3 separate regions of the Homo sapiens genome follow, and all the other regions are linked to region 3. Evidence: chromatin loops called from intact Hi-C (ENCODE). Cell type or tissue: CD14-positive monocyte. All regions are shown on one strand.

The links. A loop is a pair of places that touch in the nucleus more often than their neighbours do. Peaks named below come from ENCODE experiments on the same cell type or tissue, not always from the same donor. Only the 100,000 strongest peaks of a DNase experiment are listed, where the experiment ranks them.
Region 1: it touches region 3 in a loop (2.6-fold over the local background); 3 of 110 quality-filtered maps call a loop at or near these places.
Region 2: it touches region 3 in a loop (2.9-fold over the local background); 3 of 110 quality-filtered maps call a loop at or near these places.

The regions. Positions count from the first base shown.
Region 1 is chr5:95,068,816-95,071,315 of GRCh38, reverse strand. All of the region lies in intron 1 of MCTP1 (multiple C2 and transmembrane domain containing 1), which reads left to right. Among named protein-coding and RNA genes, the nearest start is that of MCTP1-AS1, 91 kb to the right of the region's middle. RefSeq lists an enhancer at 1,058-1,107. In CD14-positive monocyte, no CTCF peak of the experiment used is centred here; a DNase peak (open chromatin) is centred at 1,235; H3K4me3 peaks cover 1,653 bases; H3K27ac peaks cover 2,410 bases.
Region 2 is chr5:95,080,689-95,083,188 of GRCh38, reverse strand. All of the region lies in intron 1 of MCTP1 (multiple C2 and transmembrane domain containing 1), which reads left to right. Among named protein-coding and RNA genes, the nearest start is that of MCTP1-AS1, 100 kb to the right of the region's middle. In CD14-positive monocyte, no CTCF peak of the experiment used is centred here; DNase peaks (open chromatin) are centred at 948 and 1,518; H3K4me3 peaks cover 1,812 bases; H3K27ac peaks cover 1,995 bases.
Region 3 is chr5:95,028,472-95,030,971 of GRCh38, reverse strand. All of the region lies in intron 1 of MCTP1 (multiple C2 and transmembrane domain containing 1), which reads left to right. Among named protein-coding and RNA genes, the nearest start is that of MCTP1-AS1, 51 kb to the right of the region's middle. RefSeq lists a silencer at 808-997. In CD14-positive monocyte, no CTCF peak of the experiment used is centred here; a DNase peak (open chromatin) is centred at 1,261; H3K27ac peaks cover 1,313 bases.

The sequences.
Region 1 (2,500 bases), 40 kb before region 3:
GATTCTGATCCAGCCTGTCTCCTAATCAGTGACTACGAAGCCAGCGGGTACCTCAGACAGACGCTCTTGGGCTGCACGTGCTGCCTCAGGCTCCGGATCTGGTGTCATAGGTATGCCCAGGTTAGCTGAGGATCCCTGTGGCTACAGCCTTCCTGGTTAGCCTTCACAGTTAGCCTTCACAAGTATGCTCTGTATGTGAATTGCTGCTCAGATGTGCTTTGTTCAACATTTCTCTCCAGGGATGAACACCCTTCCTCTCGCTTCCCCTTTGTTCCAGTCCATTTGGCTTGGCTCTGATTTCCTGCCTCCTCATCTTGGGAACAGGTTCATCCCATGGTACCCTAATCCCACGGAACTTCCCTTGAACCAATACATTGCCACCTCCCCACTGAGAGATGCCAGACTCTTCTCCCAACTCTCCCAACCACCTTAACCAAGTCAGCCCCTCCCACATAGTCCCTAGTTAAGATCAGAATGAGCTTTATCTGCTTCTTAAACTTTGTTGTTCCTACCTCTGCAATCCCTCTTAGGCTATGGAACTACTGCGGGATGAATTCACCAAGCCGCAGCTGGGACTGCCTTTGTACTCCTCTCTCTAGACAGTCTGCCCCAGTCTCACACATGGCCAAAGTCTGGTAGGTAGTTGCTGAGTTCCTGAGTGTTGCTCTCTGGGCCAAGGCAGTACAGGGCAACTTCCCAAGGCAGAGCAGACAGGAGTAGTGCTTGGATTTGGATCAGACCACACTGGGCTTTGCTGAGAGGAACTGGGCCAGCATACAGAATGGTTTTTAATGGACTGGGTTTGAAACAGTTCTCAGAGTGTTGAGAGCAATTATGAAGGAATCAGAGTGGCTGTGGAAGCTGAGAGGTTTGGAGGTCCCTAAAGGTATCCCCCAATCTGTACTGCAGAATTGGAACCCCGTTGACAAGAAGAGAACTAGAGGAGGCTGGAGCAGGTGTTGCACTCAAGTGCAAGGTGTTGCACTCAGCAGTGCTGAGGCTGCAGAAAGCAGGGACACTGCCAGCAGCAACACTGCAGCTCCTGCTCCTTCCTCAGAGGGTGAGAGGCAAGCTGGGCTCAGGGTAGCCTGACTGCAGATGTGGCCTGGGACTTTGGCCTAGTAGGCCTTCCATGGACCTGGTGCTGATAGATGGGTAAGGAGAGAACCTAGATAACAACACAACAGAGTGCCTTGACAAGGGCGGGAAAATTCCAGACTCCACCACAAACAGGAAGATAGTTCTTCCCCTATTGTGGTTTCTAAAGTTTGTAATTTCCAAGCTGCTGGCAGCACTTACAGAAAGGGAGGGTCGGCCGGGCACGATGGCTCTCGCTTGTAATCCCAGCACTTTGGGAGGCTGAGGTGGGTGGATCACAAGGTCAGGAGATCAAGACCATCCTGGCTAACACGGTGAAACCCCATCTCTACTAAAAATAAAAATAAAAAAAATAGCCGGGCGTGGTAGTGGGTGCCTGTAGTCCCAGCTACTCAGGAGGCTGAGGCAGGAGAATAGCTTGAACCCGGGAGGCAGAGCTTGCAGTGAGCAGAGATTGCACCACTGCACTCCAGCCTGGGCGACAAAGCAAGACTTTGTCTCAAAAAAAAAAAAAAAAGGGCAGAAGGGTCATTTGTTTTTGTGTCTGAAGCACCCCAACTTGACATCCCTGTGAGCCTAAGGACAAGGAGCTCAAAGAAGAGTGTGCTCTGAGAACGGGTGCCTTCGTTATACTTGTATGCTTTCTATTTTCACACACATACATAGACAAGCATATCAGATTCTGCACCCTTGCGGGTAAGTCACCTGGCCTGTGTCATCAAAATGTAGCATATTTCTGTACACTGTATGTTATTCTGAAAAAAAAAAAAAATGCTATGCTCCCAAAGGCTGGGTTGACAAAGGAAAGGTGCTTGTAAGCAGTTACTTTATTATGTTTGAATTACTTTATTATGTTTGATACAATAAACTTGGCTTCTGTCATGAAAGACCCCAATGAAAACTGTCATCTGCAAAGTTAGGAGTACGTACAAATGTTTATGCTATGTAGATAGTTTATGGTCAATTTCACTCATCACTGTTTCCACTCCCTGACTTACCAATAATTTGACAGTCCTTGCAGCTGCATTGTAACTCACCATCACCCCACCCTTTGTTTCTGAGCAGTCATAGTGGGTGAGGAGAAAAATAGGGCACATTTGAGAGAAAATATGTGGCTCTACAAAAGACAAGCACATTTCTTTGGCTGTCATAATTAGCTATAAAAATTAAGATTGAGAACATCTGTTTTAATTACGTATGTAGCACAGGCTGTTCTGTTGTTTCACAGCTTCTCTCAGGAAAGGAAAAAAAAAAAAAAAAAGATACCTGCTCACAATCTTCCCCTGGAACTAAGCCTAATTCGCTTTTAGCTATAAAAAACTACTATTGATATTAAATAATGTCCCTAGGTACAATATTACGTAAAATTTTTATAATTTCTTTGGCAGACCCTGTATGGTAA
Region 2 (2,500 bases), 52 kb before region 3:
ATTATTTGCCAAACCATAACAAAAAAATCCATATTTTATTCATTTATTAAATAATTTTTTGATTAAATTCTGCTATGTATTGATGACCATGTCAATAGCCTCCTGAAAGAAAATTCCTGCCCTCGGGTTTCTTACATTCTTGTTAGAGACCACAGACTATAAATAGGTAAACAAATGAATAAAGAAGAACATTTCAAACTGTGATGTACTATAAAGGAAATAAAAAAGATCATCCGATAGAAAGTAATTGGAGAAGGTTACTTCAGGGGAGGTAGTCAGGGAAGACCTTCCTAAATGTTCTGAAAAGAGAATATTTGAACCACCACCTGAAGACTGAAAATGAGCCTTGAACCCTAGGCCTATGCTATTCAATATGGTAGCCACTAGCCATGTGTGGCTATTGAACACTTGCATATAGCTAGCTCAAGTGGAAATGTCACACAAGTGCAAAACATACACTAGATCTCCAACACTAGTACCAAAATGATAAAATATTTAATAATTTTATTATGATTACATATTGAAATGATGATGTTTTAGACATACTAGGGTAACCATTACTAAAATTAATGTTTCTTTACTTTTTTAATGTGACTACTAAAATATTTTAAATTACATATATGCTTCACCTTATATGTCTATTTAACAGCCCTGTTCTAGTTAGTTTCAGCCTACTTACTGTTATTAACATGGGCTTTTTCAGCTTTTTTTCCTTGATGAGGCTGATGGCAAGTGAATTTATGTAGTAGACTTTTCTCCAAGCATCTATGTCTATATTTATTGACTGAGGTATCTAAATATAATAATTCAATATTTGATCAAGCTTAATACAGCTCAGTGTTAAGGGATAACATGTGGTGGAGAAAGCATGTAAAATTGCCACATTTACTAGAGGAGTTGTATCATTAGTCATGTTCCTTTAGAAGGGCTCACAGAACAGATAAAAGGGGACCCTGAGTTGGTGAGGTAGGCAGAGCTAGAAGCACAAGGTAATGACAGCGTAGGAAAGGATTTCTGTGGGAAACAGCAACAGCAAAGCACGAAGATCTATTTCCATTCTCTACTTAGTGAAGGAGATTCTATTGTGTTGTAAAGCATGCCACTTCTTGCATGTTAAAATGGAATTTTTTTCTACACATTGTTTTTATACCGATGGGAATGTTAGTGACTTTAGTGTTCCTTTTTTTTTTAGATGTCTTTCTGGGAGATGTTGGCAAGTTCTCACATCCTTAATAACATTAAATTAATTCACTGCAGAGAACAAGCAGAATAGTTTTCTTTGTGCAGTGTTGTTATTCTCATTTCCTGTTGTGGCTTTTGCCATGAGGAAGAGGTTGACTACTAACACTGCATGTTTGATTTAGCAGGTGAAGTTTTTAGTATTTAATGTGAGTATTTTAGAACCCCAGATATGATGTTTGTTATGTAATCTGTACTAACAGTTTTGCAATGGGAAACTCTTCCCTTACTGGTTTGAGAGTTGAGTCATATCCTGTGAATCTAAAGCTACGTTATTTAAACATCACGGGTTCTTCTTACTTTCATTCCAAGTCGCTGCTGTGCAGAGCAGCAAGTGCTCCGTGCAGGGCTGTTGCTATCACTTGGAGGTGAACAGCCTCTTTTGCCGGTATTCAGTGAAGAAAGCAAGTCTAAATATGCAGTTCTCTCACTGGAGTGAAAGATGTTTTGTTCATTTCTAATCAACTATGCTAGACAGCTGCAAGCTGAAAAGTGCCTGCAATTTGCCATTTATTTGTAATAAGGTAAGTAACATTTTGGTTTACTCACTGGATTGTGGTAGCCTTAAATTAATGTGGCAGTTTAGGTATATGATTGTTCCTTAGAAAAATGCCTTCTCACGGGGTATTGAAGGTTGCATTTGAGATTCTAATACAGATAATTTTTAATTTACAGTATAACCTACTTGTGAGATACATAGTGTAATACATTGATATTCCTTTTATGATCATTTTTTATGAAAAATATAGTGCCTGAGAAATGGAAACATTGTGGTAGCTTTATATTGGTTTGTTTTTTTTGTTTTGTTTTGTTTTCTTGAAGGATTTAGTAGTTACCAGGTTCTTAGTTTCTTATATTTCTTTTGCTACCCTCTGATCTCAGTTAAAGGTGAAACATATATCAGATTTATATGATTATCTTTGAATAATTATAGCTCAATCATTATATTTTTCAATTGAAATAAAAAGTAGTCTTAGTAATTATTAGAAAATTTAAAGTGGAAAATTAGTGAAAGCCTCTGGACCTTTCATATTTGGCTTTCTATTTAAGTGAAAGACTAGCATACTTAGAAACTTCTGATTATTCTGTTTGTTTTAAAATTGTATGAGTTTGTTTATCACTGCCTACTTTCTCACTTGCTGTTGGAGGCAGTCATACAAATTGCATGGCTAGAGAAACCTGTGGATAGAGAATGAATGAGAGGTTTATTTTTCAAATTCTTTAAGCTTGCTTAAAGCTAATTCAAAGGTTGGGTGACACA
Region 3 (2,500 bases):
CTATTTTTTTTTTAATGTAGCTATCTTGTCTTTCATATCCTGAATTGTTTTTCTGGCTTCTTTGTGTTGGATATCTGCTTTCTATTGGATATCACTGAGTTTCCTTGCAACCTATATTTTGAGTTCTTTATCTGTTTTTTCAAACTATTTAATTTGGTTAGGATCCATTGCTAGAGAGTGAGAGTAGTCCTTTAAAAGTATCAAGACATTGTGGCTTTTTGTACTGCTGGAGTTTTTTGTGCTGATTCCTTCTCATCTGCTTCTTATTTTTGAATTCGCCATCATTTCTATGAGACTTTTTTAAAAATATCATTTTTCCCTTGAGGGTATGACTGTGGTGCATGTTGCATATAATCAGTTGACTTATTTTCTGGATACTTGCAGAGGGCTAAGGCTCTGGATGTGTCTCTTGGGTTGTATATAGCTTCTATGCTGTGGCTTTCTCAGATGCTGCTTGTTGTACTGGTGTATTGGATGCATGAGCCAACATATGACCTCCTGTGGGGCTGAGAGTGTGGAGTTTCAGGAAGCTTATCTCATGGACTAGCACTAAGCCCTCTGGTAGCAGGTTTTGTGTTGGGTGGTGCAGCTCAGGCTTCAGTCCAGTATATAGCAGTTAAGAATAGGAGCTGACTTGATCTTAGGTAGGCTGATGTTGAGTGGAAACACCCACCCTGAAGGGGTATTGGCAGGAAGAGATTGTGTTGTGGTACACTGAAGTCTTGGGGGAAAGTGGTGGAGCATGCATCAGCTCCTCATCTTGAGCCAACAGGTATGTGATCTGCTTCTCTATCACTTCCCTGTTGCAGGGTTCATGACTTCCGGTTCACAAAGACTTTGTCCTTTGGTTCCCCACTGCAGTGCAGGTACAGGCCATGGATATACCCCTCTGAGGGCTACCACCAAAATGGGCTCAGGCGAGAACCTCTTCCCCGGCCAGATCAGGCAACTCTGCAACTTATCTGTCCTCCCTTGCTAGAACGCTGCCGTTCTGTGTAGGGAGTGGGAGTTGGACCCTGCTCTTTGTGTAAGCTGTGCTTGCCAATGTCAGAGCAGGTTGTGGTGTATATTTGTGGGGGATTTGGTGGTGGAGTAACTCAAGGGCAGAGAAACCACATGCAAGGCAGTGGCACCACAAGTGTACAATCAGTATGGCACCTGATACCTAATTTCAAACCTGAGGGGAGTGCAACCATACTCGTGCAAACCGGCCACCAAGTTCTCTGTCTCCAGGAAGTTCCCAAATCACCACAGATAGCATTGCCCTGAGTCACAAGGTCAGAGGGGTTCCCCAACAGTCTGGCTGTCCGGAGATTGTCAGAGAGGTGAGAGGAGAGAGAAGTGCTCTCACCAAGTCTTTCCATGGGGTCTGAGTTCTTTGGGAGTCAATCTATGCCGGATTCTTGCTGCTTTCCTTGTTTGTGCCCCAGCTTCTTCCCATGGATTCTCCAAGAGGTCCTGGCTCTCTTCCCTCACTTTCCCATTTAGAACTTGTCTATTCACAGTCACTTTAATCTTTCTGAGGAGAACTAGCATCCAATGTCTCTGGTCAGCTATCTTGAGAAAAGGAAAGAAAATTCACAAGGACTTTTTTTAAAGAAATAGAAAATGAGGCTTCTAGAGCTCAAAATCTTTCCCTATGCCTCACAGCAATTTAATACCATAACTAGGCTTTGTGTCCATGTCTTTGTGCTCTGACTCCTGTAATATTTCCTCTATCTTATAATAGATCTCCTCATCACCTGCATCTAAATAACCACTTATATTTGAACAATTTCTTACAGTTACAAACACTTTTACATTTTTTTTTTTTTTTGAGATGGAGTCTCGCTCTGTCACCCAGGCTGTAGTGCAGTGGCCTGATCTCTGCTCCCTACAACCTCGGCCTCCGGGATCAAAATTCTCCTGCCTCAGTCTCCCGTATACCTGGGATTACAGGCACGCACCACCACACCTGGCTAATTTTTGTATTTTTAGTAGAGACTGGGTTTCACCATGTTGGTCAGGCTGGTCTCGAACTCCTGACCTCACGATCGCCCGCCTTGGTCTCCCAAAGTGCTGGGATTACAGGCGTGAGCCACCGTGCCCGGCCTACATATTTTATCTCATAATCAGAACAGTGTTTATGAGATATCTATTACCTATTTTAAAGATTAGAAAACAAATATCAGACAGGATAGTATTTTTGGCTGAAGTTAAATAATTGCTATCTCACCTGTGCTTTCTTCAACAAAATTTGTATCTTGCAACACAAAGTCTGTTTACATGGTCTAATTTAAAAAGAGAGTGGTCCATCTACATAAGGCTTAAGAAAAGAGAATTTTATTTGCTTTGGCTCAGGTTATTTTATATACTGTATGTGTAGGCGGAAAGGTTATTAGTGATAATGAAGCAATGCCACACAGAGCAGTCAATTTAGCAGACAATCCACGGGTGAGTAATCAGTGTTGTGGGAGTCCCAGAAAAGACATTCTGGGAGCACTGAATTTCATACTTTTTT